Linked DNA regions of Homo sapiens: region 2 is linked to region 1. Evidence: chromatin loops called from intact Hi-C (ENCODE). Cell type or tissue: PC-3. All regions are shown on one strand.

The links. Peaks named below come from ENCODE experiments on the same cell type or tissue, not always from the same donor. Only the 100,000 strongest peaks of a DNase experiment are listed, where the experiment ranks them.
Region 2: a loop joins it to region 1, with 2.7 times the contacts of the local background. A loop is called at or near these places in 3 of 110 quality-filtered maps.

Annotation. Positions count from the first base shown.
Region 1 is chr1:200,485,536-200,493,535 of GRCh38, forward strand. No RefSeq gene overlaps it. Among named protein-coding and RNA genes, the nearest start is that of ZNF281, 80 kb to the left of the region's middle. In PC-3, CTCF peaks have their summits at 3,352 (motif pointing left), 3,551 and 5,069; a DNase peak (open chromatin) is centred at 3,326; H3K4me3 peaks cover 303 bases; H3K27ac peaks cover 322 bases.
Region 2 is chr1:200,029,386-200,037,385 of GRCh38, forward strand. The region is part of intron 1 of NR5A2 (nuclear receptor subfamily 5 group A member 2); the gene reads left to right. Among named protein-coding and RNA genes, the nearest start is that of NR5A2, 5.7 kb to the left of the region's middle. RefSeq lists enhancers at 1-489, 490-990, 6,540-7,440. In PC-3, a CTCF peak has its summit at 4,144; a DNase peak (open chromatin) is centred at 76; H3K4me3 peaks cover 908 bases; H3K27me3 peaks cover 5,754 bases.

The DNA.
Region 1 (8,000 bases):
CTAAGTGAAAGAAGTCAGTCATAAAAGTTGACATATTGCTGAGCGTATGGTGTGCACCTGCAGTCCCAGCAACTTGGGAGGTGGAGGTGAGAGGTTCACTTGAGCCCTGGAGTTCCAGGTTGCAGTGCACTATGATTGTACCACTGCACTCCAGTCGGGGTGGCCAAGAAAGACCTTGCCTCAAAAAAAAAAAAAAAAAAGAAGTTGACAAATTCTATAATTCTACTTCTATAAAATGTCCAGAATAGGTAAATCTATAGAGACAGAAAGGAAATTAGTGATGGCCAGAGGCTGAGGGTAGAGAAGAATGGGGAGTGATTACTAATGGGTACAGTTCATTTGGGGTGATAAAAATGTTCTAAAATTGATTGGAGTGATGGTTGTACAACTAAAATACACCAAATACCATCAAACTGTACATTTTTAAGTGGACAGATTATATGGTAAGTGCGTTATATCTTACTAAAGCTGTTAAAAATAAAATATGTATTTCAACAGCAGAAAACTGTGAATGCTGAAATGATCGTATTTTTAAAAAATCATCCAGTCTCTAAAAGAGTGTGTTGACTGGACGATTATAGTCATAGCAGTAGGCATTATAACACAAAGAGATATGATCAATCACCTCTAGAAATATTTTCCTTAATTATAGAAAGTACAACAACCTTCGCATGCATTGTTTGAGCATTTTATAAATTCTTTTTCATCTTCGCACTTTAATAATGACTCTTCCTTTTCAATAACAAAGAGTTTTCTTTACTTGTCTCACTAATTTTCACAGCCTCCACTTCCAGGCACTCATGGAACCTTAACCCTTCTTACAAAGGAGATCAAGGGGTTCAGTGTTTTAAAGACCCTGCTCTGAGGCACAGGGCCAACTCCAGTCCCAAGTGACATCCTTACCCCAAATCTACCCACGTCCATTCACTTAGCCCCACACTAGGGCTACAAGGGATTCTGTGGGTCCCCCACTCAGTTCCACATTAAACTCCCAGCTTTGCAGGATTTCTCCCTTTAAATGTCTCCCCACTAACTTCCCCCTACGCTCCGTGCCTCTTCCAGGCCAGCTCCCCAGAGTTTTCCCAAATTGTTCCAGAAGCTCCATGATCCACTTCAGTCACCTCTCCTCAGAATACTCCTGGAGCTGAGAGTTTTGGAATCGCCCTCAGTTTCTTCACAGATTTCTCCTTTGCTGGACCCTCCACCGGCCCTCCCCACAGCCCATCTGAGAGGTTTTGAGCAACCTGTTCCTCTTCTAAGCACCTCACATAGATGACCTCAGTGACACTTCCCCACAGCCCTTTGAGGCACTTTATCTCATCATCATCTCTGTTTTATGAAGTGAAAACTGAGGGCACCTGGAGATGAAGTCATTTCCCAAGGTCACACATCTAGGAAAGATGGAGTCAGGACTTAGCCCTGATCGGTTTGGCTCAGAGCACACATTTTAACCCCACACCTCCTGTCATGAAATGCCCTGTGTGTTGAGAGTCTACTGGGTACCGGGTACTGTTCCAAGTTCTTTACATGTATTTACTCACAACACTCCTCTCAGATGCTTCCATCAGAAAATAGCAAAGTTTAAACGATGGACATCCTCATAAAGCCAAGCCGATTGTGCTTGGTCAGGAAGACCTGGAAATACTCACTTATTCAAAAAATATTTAATAGGCACTATGTTCCAGGCATTGCTCTAGGAAATGGGAAAACATCAATCAGTAAGATGAACAAAAATCTTTGCCTTCATAGAACTTACCTCCGTATGAGGTGAGACAGACAATAAATATAGAAAATAAGTGGCCGGGCATGGCGGCTCACCCCTGTAATCCCAGCACTTTGGGAGGCCGAGGCAGGCGGATCACGAGGTCAGGAGATCGAGACCATCCTGGCTAACACAGTGAAACCCCATTTCTACTAAAAATACAAAAAATCAGCCGGGCCTGATGGTAGGCACCTGTAGTCCCAGCTACTCAGGAGCCTGAGGCAGGAGAATGGCATGAACCTGGGAGGTGGAGCTTGCAGTGAGCCGAGGTCACGCCACGGCACTCCAGCCTGGGCGACAGAGCGACACTCCCTCTCAAAAAAAAAAAAAAAAAAAGGAAAAAAAGAGAAAATAAGTAGCCCGGGCAACACGGCAAAACCCCATCTCTACTAAAAATAGGAAAAATTAGCCAGGTGTGGTGGCATGAGCCTATAGCCCCAGCTACTCAGAAGGCTGAGGTGGGAGGATCACTTGAGCTCAAGAGGCACAGGCTGCAATAAGCCGTGATTGTGCCACTGCACTCCAGCCTGGGTGACTATACCTTGTCTCAAGAAGAGACAGAGAGAGAGAGAGACGGGGGGGGGGGGGGGGGGGGGGGGGGGAGGGAGAGAGAGAGAGAGAGGGAGAGAGAGAGAGAGAGAGAACAAAAAACAAAACAAAACAAAAAACAAGTTATACAGCATGTTAGATACAAGGTCTTAAGTGCTGCCTAAAATGGGGTAGTAGGGCCAGGCGCGGTGGCTCAGGCCTGTAATCCCAGCACTTTGGGAGGCTGAGGCGGGCGGATCACCTAAGGTCGGGAGTTCGAGACCAGGTTGACCAACATGCAGAAACCCCGTCTCTACTAAAAATACAAAATTAGCTGGGCATGGGGGCGCATGCCTGTAATCCTAGCTACTCGGGAAGCTGAGTTAGGATAATCGCTTGAACCTGGGAGGCGGAAGTTGCAGTGAGCCGAAATCGCACCGTTGCACTCCAGCCTGGGCAACAAGAGCAAAACTCTGTCTCTATAATAATAATAATAATAATAATAATAATAATAATAATAATAATAATAATAATAGGGGTAGCGGTAACTCATGCTAATGCATGTTGAGGCCGGGGCTGCAATTTTTGGAAGCACAGTCACAGTGGGTCTCATGGAAAAGGCAACATCTGACAAAGACTCAAAGGAGGGAGACTTGGGAGAATATCTTGGAAGAGAGCCCAGGTAGAGGGAACGGCCGGTGCAAAGGCCTGAAGTGGGAGTGCAGACGGCGTCTGTGGGGCTAGAGTGGCCTGAGGGATGGGGCGAGGAGTAGGAAAAAAGTGAGGGAGGGAAGAGGGCAAAGCAGGTTAACAGCGTCTCAACTTCACTCTAGGAGCCGGGAAGCCGCTGGAGGGTTTAGGTTGAAAAAGGCTAGTCCACAGAGATTCCTCTGGCTCCTATATGGAGGATAAGTTGCACAGCTGAAGTTAACAGAGCGTCTGAAGAACCTCATTTTAATCAGTAATTTCAGCCCTTAGAAGGGAAGGGAGTTGCTGAGGAGTTGTAAAGCTGCCTCCACCACCTTTATCTGTTTTTCTATACCTCAACACCCCCTGGTGGAGATAAATGGCCATGCGGAAGAAGCAGAAAAGGAATTTTCATAATGCCCGGACTGGAAAAGCCAGACTAGGACACTACAGTGCGACTAATTCCTAAGCTTTTCTTCTGTTTCCTCTCCTGAATTCTCTTTTGAGTATCTTACTCATTTGTTTAATCCCCCATGGTGCTGTACAGTTATTTCATAAATGCGGATGAGCGAATGAATTTGTTAATGAATGAAAGGTGGATGAATGAATGAAAGAATGAAATGTTGAATGAATGAATAAGTGCATGGGGGCATCCGTTACACTAAGGGAGAGAAGGGCATTGGTTTATAACAGTCATTGAAAGGTAGAATGAGTAGCACGTTTTAAAAAAAACTTTTAGGTTCAGGGGTACATGTGCAGGTTGTTATACTTTTTTCTTTCTTTCCTTTTCTTTTTTTTGTGGGGGGGTGGGTAGGGGAGACAAGGTCTCACTCCCATCACTCAGGCTGGAGTGCAGTGGCACAATCAAGGCTTACTGCAGCCTTGAACTCCTAGGCTCAAGCAATCCTCCCACCTCAGCCCCTGAAGTAGTTGGGACTACAGGCATGCACTATGATGCCTGCTTAAGTTTTTTGTATTTTAGTAGAGATGGGGTCTCACTATGTTACCCAGGCTGGTGTTGAACTCCTGGACTCAAGGGTCCTCTGCCTCAGCCTCCCAGCGTGCTGGAATTACAGATAGGAGCCATCAAGCCTGGCCTCAGTTTTGTTATGTAGGTAAATTACATGTCATGGTGGTTTGGTGTACAGACTATTTCATCACCCAGGTAATAAGCATAGTACCTGATGGGTAGTTTTGCGATCCTCACCCTCCTCTCACGCTCCACCCTTGCACTTCTTAACTAACCTACAAAAGTTCAGGATACTTTCTTGAAATGTTCCCTCGTTGGTGGCAGACTCCTGACCCAGGTAAGCTCTGATCAAATCAAGAAAGTGATAACACCATGGTTGATGTACAATATATAGTAATGCAAAAAAGTAAATATGTTTTCAAATTTATACTTCTACTGAGGAATGGCGTTAAAATTCATGTGAATGTATACTTTTATTGCAGAAATTTAGGGAGGAGTGTTCTTTATTTTAAAATATCTGTTTAAATATTAGTACATAGATTAGCCATTTATTAAACATACTCTGTTGATATCATTATCTGGAGCTGTTGTATACTTTATTTATATTTAAAGTTACCACATGCAAACTAGGGGGAAATTATATATTCAGAAAATTACCAAAATATGTTTCTAATACAGCATATATACCTACCTACATATATACTCATCTTCAAGCACATGTGTGACTATAAGAAATTGAAATGCATTTTTCTTGCAAATTACTGGTATGTTCAAAGTTCAAAGTTGATTGACACATGCTTTCACTTAATGAAGGTAATTACAAAGAATAACAATTCCAAACAGATCTGTTCAGTGTAACAATCTTGTCCTGCCATGTTCAGTGTAACAATCATGTCCTGCCATCTCATGATTACATTGAGAGCTGTCAGATATGCAGTTTTACCACCAATCATGTGTAAGCACATTTGTAAGACAAGAAACAGATTAATAAGCATCAACACTTTCCTCTAAACACTTGTTTAAAAGAATAAAAGCTGCTGGCACTGAAGGAAATGATACAACGGTGGAAGCTTTTTCTATCTAGCCTCCAAAAAATAACCCTGCAAGATTCACAGGAAGGACAAAAGTGCATGCTGGAGCCCTTGCAACAGCTCCTCTCTTGGAGGAAGGTAAAATCACACAGAGCTGCCTTTGCTGGTCTTACTTTGTCTAATAGATTGGGCATATATAACTCCTTTTACTGATAATCTCTGCTGAACGCTTTGGGGTAATAGACCAAAGTAATAGACCAAAGAGAAGGTTGGCTTCTCCTCCAGACAGTTAGCACTTGTTGAGTAACTAGTATTTGGTAAAGACTAGTCTAGCTAAAAATCAAGTGGTATTGGGGTGATTGATCATATATTTAGAGACAGATGGTTACCTAGACCTCATTTAGGAAACCCAAATACATATGGAAAATGTCTGTGATTACAATTACATTGCAAGGTAGGTTTAGTCCTAACTTCAAACACCGGGATTATAAAAGAAGTTTCCACTATATTTAGTTTTATCCGGCTAAGTATGTTGGGTAAATGAACATTGTACCTAAAATACCGAAGAGTGGATTTCCACTTTACTTTTTACTAACATGTATAATAGCAGGTAAAATGAAAATGGATGGGCAAAGAACATTGAAACAATCAAACTGTATATAACATTAGCTTTGTTACTATATCATAATTGTGGGGCCTTTTATTGCAAAGCTGGTAGGATTTAGGGTCATGTTTTTTTATAGCAAGGGGGCATAGAATTATAGCCAGTCAGTTATATGATCCCAGCCTAGTCATTAATGTAATGTGACTGTGTTTGCTTTTGTGTGACACGAGGCATTATGAAACACTGCTGACATATCAGATAATGGCAAAAAAAATAAATAGTAGAACTTTAAGACAAAAGCTCTTCGGTCAAGCTGCATTCAGGAATATGCATTTTACATTTAAAAATAAAGGGAAACATGTTTATTCCATGTTTGGAAATAGAGAAAAATGTATATTTAAAAATTAACTTTCTCCCATGGAAAATACATTTCTGTAATCTTGTTTTCAGAAGAGACTAGGCTTATGGGTCTCCCAACACCACTCAGAAAAATTACCTGCAGTGCTGTGTAGAACAGTGAATGAAGAAAGAGTAAGCTAGCCAACTTGCAAAGCCAAGTGCATCTTTAGTAGGGGAATGTTGGACATTATTTGGAGTGGTATGGTTGTTTGAGATATCTTTAGTCATGTCCCATTTTAGTAGTGTGAAATTCACCAAACAAGAGTTTCTTCAAAAATGTTTTAATGTATTAGTTGTGCTCATATCTCCGACACTGCTATAAAAGGGATCATAAGCTTTAAACTTAAGTGCTTATTGCATTATTCTCATTATTTACTTGGATACTACTTATTAAATCATATTTCAATGCAATGAAAACAAATAATGTAAAATAATCTCATTCCTTTTCTGACTTTAAAGCTACTACTCACCTTCTCAGAATGAACAAAGTCTACATTTGAGGATACAGCCTTTGAAACAATGCCAACCACCGCAGTCACCCAGGCCTGAAAAGCCAGGTTTTGTATTTCAGAATCATAGACTTACAGAGCACAAGAGCTGGAAGAGACTTTGTAGATTATGAAGTGTTGTCCTCTGTTTTTTAAAAAAGAAAAATGGGCTGCACGTGGTGGCTCACACCTGTAATCCCAGCACTTTGGGAGGCTGAGGCAGAAGGATCACTTGAGCCCAGGAGTTTGAGACCAGCCTGAGCAACATGGTGAGACCCCATCTCTACAAAAATAAAAGTACAAAATTATCCGGGCATGGTGATGTACACCTGTAGTCCCAGCTACTTGTGAGGCTGAGGCAGGGGGATCGCTTGAGCCTGAAAGGTTGAGGCTGCGATGAGCCTTGATTGTACCACTGCACTCCAGCCTGGGCAACAGAGTGAGACACTGTCTCAAAAAAAAAAAGTATTAATATGATGCCGTGTTATAGGGAGAAAACAGCATGAGGACTCAAAAGATCTGGGTCTTATTTCTAGCCTCAGTTTCTTCATGTGTAATATGGGAATAGCAACACCTGTTCAGCTAACATGATAAACACCTCATGTATTGCTGATATCTTTAGTGACCTTGAAACCTCACCCACGCATTGCACCTTGAGGTGAATTTGGAGGTCTGCTTATGTGGCTTACCTTTGGCTTCTCCCTCAGCCAGGCTAAAACCTTATTGAAGAGAGAATGGGGTGAGCCTTCTGAGACTGCTGAGCAAGCGTGTGTTGAAGGTGATCTGAGTGTCTGTTGCTATGTGATGGGCCACCTTAGTATAGGCGGGGATGAGAATGCATTGCTGCAATGGACGCGTTAACTCGGAAACCAAGTCTCACTTGACCATTCTATACGTGGGAGCCTCCAAAAGCACATGTGAGGCTCACCTGTCAGTCACCTCTGTAAAATATTTATTTTATTTTATTTTATTTTTATTTTTATTTTATTTTATTTTATTTGTTTTGAGACAGTCTCTCTATGTCACCCAGGCTGGAGTGCAGTGCCGCGATCTTGGCTCACGGCAACCTCCACCTCCCGGGTTCAAGCAATTCTTGTGTCTCAGCCTCCCACATAGCTGGGATCACAGGCATGCACCACCACACCCTGCTAATTTTTGTATTTTTAATAGAGACAGGATTTCACCATCTTGGCCAGGCCATGTAAAACATTTTAGAAAAAGAAATGTAAGGAAACAAAATATTTCTTTATAATGTTATACATTGTTTCTTTTAGAAAAAGAAACAATGTATAACATTCCACTACTAAGGATGCACTTGGCTTTGCAACTTGGCTAGCCTGCTCCCTCTCTCTCCAAAGTTAGCATGCATTTGTTCCCCCTCACTCCTGGGGAAGGCAGGAATGGGGAATTGCTAAGGTAATGTCCTAAACCGCAACAAATACGTGCATCTGACCAGATTCTCAGAGCCAGCTGCTTCTATGGCATCTTGGCGTCTGAGCAAATAATTTACAGAAATTCCACAGGAAAGGAG
Region 2 (8,000 bases), 460 kb before region 1:
GGTAAGGTAGGGGAAAGAGACGCTGTTGCACTTTTCTCTGCAACCCTGGAAGAACTGTGTTTCCAGCTACCGCACGCGCAACTCACATCGCAAGGGACCGAGGCGGTACACTCTGAGCGTAAACAGAGAACACCTGCAGCTCTGGAATCGGTCCCACCGCAGAGGGCTGGGAACCGGAGGACTGTCGGTCCAGCCCATAAGGGGCTGCTGGGGACTAAACCTCAAGAAAAGTACCGAAGAAGGCTCTCCCCTGGCCTCAGCGAGACTACCCCAACATCCTAAACCTGTGCAGGCACTTCCGGGCGCCGGATTCCGGGATAACAAAATTCCAGTCAATTTGCCGGTAAAAGAGACCTCTTTCAGGATCTTGTTCGCAGCCACCCGCCCCTTCCCAACCCAAGCACATCCCCTCCGCCTCCTGGTATTGCAGCCCCGCAGGTGGTTGTGAGGTGTCCGCACCTGCAACATCTTAGTGACCCTGAGGCGGCTGTGGCACCGGGAGACAATCTGTTTACCTCGTAGCCTCCACGAGGGTGCTAACGGTCGTTCCCAGGGTGAATGGCTGGACGGAGCCATCCAAAGGGCTGAGGGAGAGGAACAGAGGGCGGTGAGGAGCCTTCGGACTGAACTATTGGATTGAAGGGCCTGACCCGATTCCTGAGGGAGAGATGCCCCTTGAATGGGTCTTTCTGATTGCCCAGGGTAGCCCCACTGGGAAGAACCCACGGGTGCAGCTGTAGAGAGTGTCTGAGGGTCTCGAGGGTAGCTTTCAGATGGCAAATTGCAAGTTGGGCTGTGTTGAGTGGTTCACAAAACCGAGCCCGGTGTATGTAGACATCAGTCAGGGTTTACAATTCTATATTTAATTCAGTTGTGTTGTACTAGGAAATGAGCCTCCTTTTGTTTAAAAAGCTGTCTCCATGGTTTTTAACTAGGGGCTACATCTTGTATGCACACTGATGGTTACATGAAAGTTTTGTATAGATGTCTGTGCTTGTATAGAAAAGCAGAATTAAGATAAAGTTGTTCCTTCTGCCTACCTGCAAGATAATCATTCATTGTAGTGTAAAAGCAGCACACTCAGGTTATAACTAGATTGTTCCCTTAAAGTTAACTAACTCTGGGACACTGGCCAGACTCTTGGTTTCTGGTCTTGGTTTACTTCTTTCTCCCAAGTGGGATGATTCTATTGAATAATATGCAGTACTAACTTTAGAAGCTTTTTATACTTACCTATATCAAGAAAAGAGCCATATCTGTGTGGTAGGAAATGTTATACATAAAACAAATATTTATTGACCACTCCCACAGTGCCCAATATTATGCTTTGATTCATATTAAATTTCCATAATTCTTCAAATTAACTGCATTTGCAGAATATTTTATGCACTCAGTATAATATTGCATATTATCCACAGAAGGTTATGTCTGCATACTTAGGGGTACATGATACACAGTGCAAACACTGTATTGAGTCTGTAATGTGAGTCTTGCTATCTGGTCCCCTGAACACTCTGAGTCTGATTTTATTTCAGTGATAACCTCCAGCAAGCTCTGTGCTCATAAGGATCTCTGAAAGTAGACGTTTCATCAGCGGAAAGTGTGATAGCCATTATGTCACCCTAACCTCCAGCGAGCTTTATTTAGAATGCCAGCCACACAAGCCCATGTTCTGATTCTCATAGTTGGGGCTTAGGCTGCCAGTTTCTTCTATGAAGCTAAACTCTAGAGCCTCCCTTCTTTCCATGCCCGAGTCCATCTCCAAAACAGTGCTTCTCAGATTCCTCTTTTCTGGCCTGGATCCACAGGTAGTGACCAGAGTTAACAGAGTTCTTGGGCCAGGCACAGTGTCTCAAACTGGTAATCCCAATACTTTGGGAGACTGAGGATGGAGGATCACTTGGGCCCAGGAGATCCAGACCAGCCTAGGCAACATAGTGAGACCCAGTCTCTACAAAAAATAAAAAAATAAATAATTAGCTGGGTGTGGGTGTGGTGGCATGTGCCTGTAGTCCTAGTGACTAGGGCTTGGGGGTTGAGGTAGGAAGATCACTTGAGCCAGGGAGGTTGAGGATGCTGTGATTGTGCCATTGAACTCCAGCCTGGGCAACAAAGTGAGACCCTATCTCAAAAAAACAAAACAAAACAAAACAAAACAAAAAAAGGATTTCTTTTTCTTTAACACCTTTTTTTTTTTTTTTTTTTTTTTTGAGGCAGAGTTTCACTCTTGTTGCCCAAGCTGGAGTGCAATGGCATGATCTTGGCTCACTGCAGCCTCAGCCTTCTGGGTTCAAGAGATTCTCCTGCTTCAGCCTCCCAGGCAGCTGGGATTACAGGTGCACGCCACCACGCCTGGCTAATTTTTTGTATTTTTAGTAGAAATGGGGTTTCACCATGTTAGCCAGGCTGGTCCCGAAATCCTGACCTCAGGTGATCCACCCACCTCAGCCTCCCAAAGTGCTGGGATTACAAATGTGAGCCACCACACCTGGCATCTTTAACACCTCTTCTAACAAACCAAGAGAGATTTATAGAGGAAGGGAGAACAGAGGCTTGTTAATGCTTCTCTCCTTTACTTGACCCCTCTACCAGACACAATGTCTAGGATTATCTTGGATTCAGCCTTGAGCATAAGTTGAGCTAGAGAAGGGCACATTGTCAGACTTCCACCTACAGGCCCAACCCAATCCCCACCCCCAGGGATGCACTAGGCAGGCAAGACAACTTCACTCCGCAGCTCTAGAGTCTACCTTAGGATAGAACTAGTTCTTTGAGTTGCACTTCCTCACGCTTCACCTTATTGGAACAGACTTCTTGGAAAAATCCAGTTGGCTTCAAGGAACTTCAGGAGGGCATTGTGCTCTGGGGAGGCCCTGGGGAAGTGTTGAAATGTGACCAATATGATCTTGAGAGATCAAGCTTGAGAAAACCATGTGAACTGGAACTGACCAGGCAAGCTGATAAAGGTTGTCTCTTCTTTAGTCTTTTGGGAAGCTGTTATGTATGTTTTTGTGTGGTTGATAAGTAAGAAAAGATATTTGGAGTGTAACTTTTAAACACCAAATAACCTGAATGCAGATGACCATGAGCACTTATATGAGCAGTTTTATCTGGTGATAATGTAATTGTCCCCAAGGACTTTGTCAAGCCCTGCAAGACAATCAAGTTAGCAAGCACATCCCACTGGAAGGTGATCCTAGAATGGTTAGTGATTCCCTTTTTACTTTCCTTACAGAATGATGAGTTTGAGTGAAGCTAAGGGGAAAGACAAAGGGGAACTGATATATATATATATATCCAGCGTAATATATTTCTTTCCTGGCACTGTCTCATTTAACTATAAAGTTTACTTTGTTAACCCAATTTTACTGATTAAAAAATGGAATCAGAGGTCAAGCAATTTACTCAGCTTGTCAAGAGAATGAACTGTAAATAGAACCCAAGAAATATTCTGAAATACATACTCTTTCTCCAAAGTGGTAACCACTTGTTCTTGTTGATATAAAGGAATTATGATTTAATACAATGTTGGTCTATGCAGACTTTCCTCCAATGGACATTTCGAGCTTAAGAAACATATTTGTAAGTGGCTTTTTAATCTTCATTTCCATTCCACGGTAGAAACCATATTTGGATCCTTCTAGAATTCAGAAGGGTGGCACAGGGAGTGGTGTATGGAAAGCAGAGTGGAAATCACATCTGGGAGGACTGAGGTCTGAGTGGGGTGGGACAAAGGCACTTCTGGTCCCCTACTCTGGAGTTTCCTGGAAAGGATCTCTGGAGTTTGGATGAAGTTTAGCTTGTGAATTTGTGGTGTATGGTAACAACTCGCAGGGTTACCAACAGATGGTGAGAAGGAACTGAGAGGAAATTCAGAGCATGTACTTGTTATAGAGTCAGTGAGTATGAGGAGGGCAGGGAAATCACTCAAACTGAGTGACTGAATTAGATAGCATAAACAAACATACTGTTGTACCATGAGAGGAGGGGATAGGGAAAGACAATTTAGGTGTCAATTAAAAAAAAAAGCACTTTTGACAAACCCAGCTGTGCCTCTTGCAGTGAGATATGCTAGTCCCACACCCATGCTAGCATTTTTCACGGTAAGTGCTGGATTCCTTGCTCAGGGTTTGGATGCCTGCAGCCTCTGCTTCCCGGCCTTCTGCAAGCTCCACCTGCTCCAGCGGCCTCTACAGGAATGGAAAGAAAATTGGTCGGAATCCACTGCTGGGTCCTGGAATCAACTTCCCAGTTTCCAGACAAGAAACTCTGGAGAAAACAAGTGAATCTCTCTCAAGCCTTGGCACACACTGTACACCATCTCGTAATCGCGAAAGTTATCACCATGTTGGAAAAGCCCACGCCCTTCTAATTGTGCAACCTCTGTAACTGCCCAGACCATAACACTTTCCCTAGTTCCACGCCCCATGCTTGAGTGTGACGGTACCACTGTTAAGTCTTGCCTTTCCAAGCTCCCACTTTCTTTGCTGACCAAGTGAGACCCAAATTGCTGGACTCCGCACCTCTGCGGTCCCGGCACTCTTTGACCTTAAGAATCAGAAGCTCAGGCAGGGGCTTTTCTGAAGGAAGAAGTTTGGTTGGATCCATCCCCTCGCTGCAAAAGCCGAGGAATTCTGAAGCAATGCAGGATGTTTCCCCTTCCATCAAGAAGTTTCCAGTATCGCCGGATACATTTAAATGGCAGCCTAGAATAATCTCGTGCTAAGGATTTTGTTCCTGACCCAGGTTGAAGCGGAGGAGAGGGTGTAAAGGATGCAACTGCAAGTGTTCAGCTAGTTTCACAAGGTGCTTTGTGGCCTACTAGCGCCGGGATCGTCGTTCTGTTGGCCCCGAGGCTGGACAGAATTGATTCCAATGGATGGAGTCCCAATAGTTTTGAACTGGAACTGGCTCAAATTTCCATTTCAATTACAGAGAGGAAGAGATAGATTAGACCACCTACCCGAGATTATTTCCCCTGCCCCACTCCTTTCTTAAGACCGGATCTCCCTGTTACATTCTTCTAAGGGCACCGACTATACCCTGGCGGGGCACTCCAGGACCCCTGGGTTGGGACAACGTGCTGTAAAGAAAATAAGTGAAAAGGTTCTTCAGTGAACTCTTTTTATACAAAGAGCCGTAGATTCCGATATCCAGGCCAAACTCTCCAAAAAGCCCTCCTTTCCTCTGGGGCAAGGGTGGGAGGTTGCCCGGGGGGGTGGGTGGGGGGTAGGTTGGATTACCCAGATAATTGCTTCGGCTTTCGTTTTCCTCCGCGATAAAAACCGCGCCACGCCAGATCGAGATACTCTCATAGTGATTGTGAATCAATCGCCATCCTGCTCTAGGGGCTGATGTTGATGTCTTAAGTAGTTATTCACACGTGCAGCAGAAAGGCTTTTTTTTTTTTTTTTTTTTTTTTTTTTTTTAAACAAGGCACGACTGCTCACCTATTCAGGTTTGCTTTTTTAAAGCTTCGATCAACACGACGCTCCCTGGTAATTCCTATGGCTGTACTGAAATTTAACCCGTCTGTTTCTAATACAAAGCGCTCGGGATGAGGGCGGGTGGAGCCTACGGGCGTGGGCGGGTAGCCCAGCCCTCTGAGCCAGGGAATGAAACTGGAGTTCTGGCTAAACTTTTCAGAGAAAGGCAAAAGCAGCTTCTGATGGGTTTTTCGGCTGGGAGGGGCGGAAAAATTAGGCAGACCCGGAGCTCCCGTAGGCTGAAAAACTTGCTCCTCTTCCCCCTCGGGCTATCCTGGCCTAGTAATGGAGATCTGAAAAAAATCTAGACTTCTTTCGGGGTCTAAAAGGTAGATATGTGGGACGAAAAAAGTAATTGTCCTGGTTTCTTAAAAAGCACCAAAAAGTGGGAATGGAAGAGAAGACGGGAGAAATTGTTTCGAAGGAGGAAGGTATTGCAAGTTTTGTGCAAGTTTGGGTGGGTCATCTACCCAGGCGCGCGGGGAAAGATGTGTCTGCCACACCTTTTGCGAGCCCAGGAAACTTGAACCGCTCCTGAAAATCCTGATATTTTTTCCCGCTGCAGCCCGCACGGGTCAAGCGCGCGGGGGCTGACCAACACTTTCCAGGTCAGGTCGAGTTGATTGCTCCCAGCTCACGCTCCGAAATGCGGTGCTGAACCACGGGAAGGAGGGGGTGGGGAGGAAGGCAGGCAGTTGCATCCTCGCGAGTGGGGAGTGCGAGGCCTCCTCAGCTCCAGCCAGCTGGGTGAATGGGGCGCGCACGGCCCCGTAACGCCGAGCGTGGATAAAATATGCTAGGACTGCGCTTCTCCGGCTCATCAAGGCTGCGGGAGCCTCCCCGAGCCATCATCCTTCGTAATTGCAACCGTCAATCAACACTTTAAGACAAAGTCAGAACCGGGAAGGGCGAGCCCTGGAGACCTGTCTCGTCGGAAAGAAGGAGGTGGAGGGGAGGTGGGGGAAAAGGAGAGAAGTTTGCCAGAAGTTGGCAGAGGGAGTGCAAAGAAATTGAGAACGCGCAAGGTAGTTGAGCAGAGCTGTCCCCCGGTCTCACCACAGACTCCCAGGCCTCCCGGGTTCTAGTCTCTGGTCTCCGCCACCAGTTACAATTCCCGCAGCGGTAAGTACGGGGTGGGTTCCTAAGTGTGCTTACACTAAGAGGTACAGTGGCAGTTGCTAAGATGTCCCCGGCGGAGGATGAGATGCGTCTGTCCACCCGCGGTAGGTGTATTTATGGGTCAGTGCAGACCACCGCTGGCGCCGGCGTTTAGACCACACAGACCCGGTTCCACCTACTTACATCTCAACTGCTTTCCCTTCCCGCAGCCACTTGGCTGTCTTCATATTGTGGCCTCGGGAACCCAGAACCATTCTCAAATAACCCATCTTAGACACCGCAAACTCGGGTTCCTCCTCCCACAGCTTCCTTTCGGAGAGGGCTTTCTGGGGGACGCCCAGACCCGTCCAAGGTCACTGAGCTAGCGGGTCCCCGGCTTCAACAGGGGTCCCTTGCCCAGCAGAATTGAAGGGTCAAAGGACCAGAGTGAGTGCTCAGAGGGAGGAGGGAGTTCTGAGGGAGAAGAAAGGGTGCACTTGGAGGGCAGTAATGAGCTTGACGCTGGAAGCCTGGTGCCGCCGCCCCTGCCTCTGCCTCTTGGATGGAGACCCAGCTGCTTCCTTAAATCCCTTGCAGAGCTACCTGAGGAAGGTTTGTGTGCCCTCGGGTCTCTGGCAAGAATCAATTCCAGTGGAAGATTCCTTGCCTTGTCCACTGCTGGCGGGGATCTTGACATCCTTCCAGGGGATCTGAAATAGGGCTGCCCCCAGGGAGCGTTTCCCATCGTCGAGTTAAAGGCCTGGAGCGCCGAGGGCTTAGGCTTCTGAGCTAGGAGTTCCCTTGGTTCTTAGGAAAGGTCGTTTTCTCTCGCTCGAGACTTTCTGCTCTTTCAGTCCCCCTCCATTTCGCTGCTACGCTTAGGTTTTGGCCTGGACTAGACTTTCAAAGCAAAGGAAAGGGCTTCCCTCCGTGATACAAGCTCCTGCGTTAATTTTTTAAAGCATGGATTTTTAAAACCCAGTCCCCAGCCACCGTTCCCTCCCGCACCCCTCCCATTTTGTGAGGATTTTTCTTTCCTGGAAAGTCCACCTGTGGAGAGATAAATGAGTGCCAGCTGGCCTTTTGCCACCACCACTCTCCATCTTTCGGGGATGTGGTGGGAGGGTAGACTGGCATGGACCAAGAAGTCGCTAGTGTGGCCTAAGCAAGTCCCTTCTGGCCCTGGCAGCTGGCGTTATGAGCATGGTCACAAAGCTTGTCTCACTAGGTCAGCCTCAGCCTCAGGTTCAGCCTCAAGCCAAGGCAGGGTTTCTTGATACACTACAATTTCAAGGTCCTGTCAGACCCTCTTTCAACTTCTTTCAACTCTCCTAACTTCCCCCGGCTTCACCAAGCAGAGGTGAAATCACCACCACACACTAGGGGTTGGAGGTTTCCTCTTAGGACCAAGCGTTT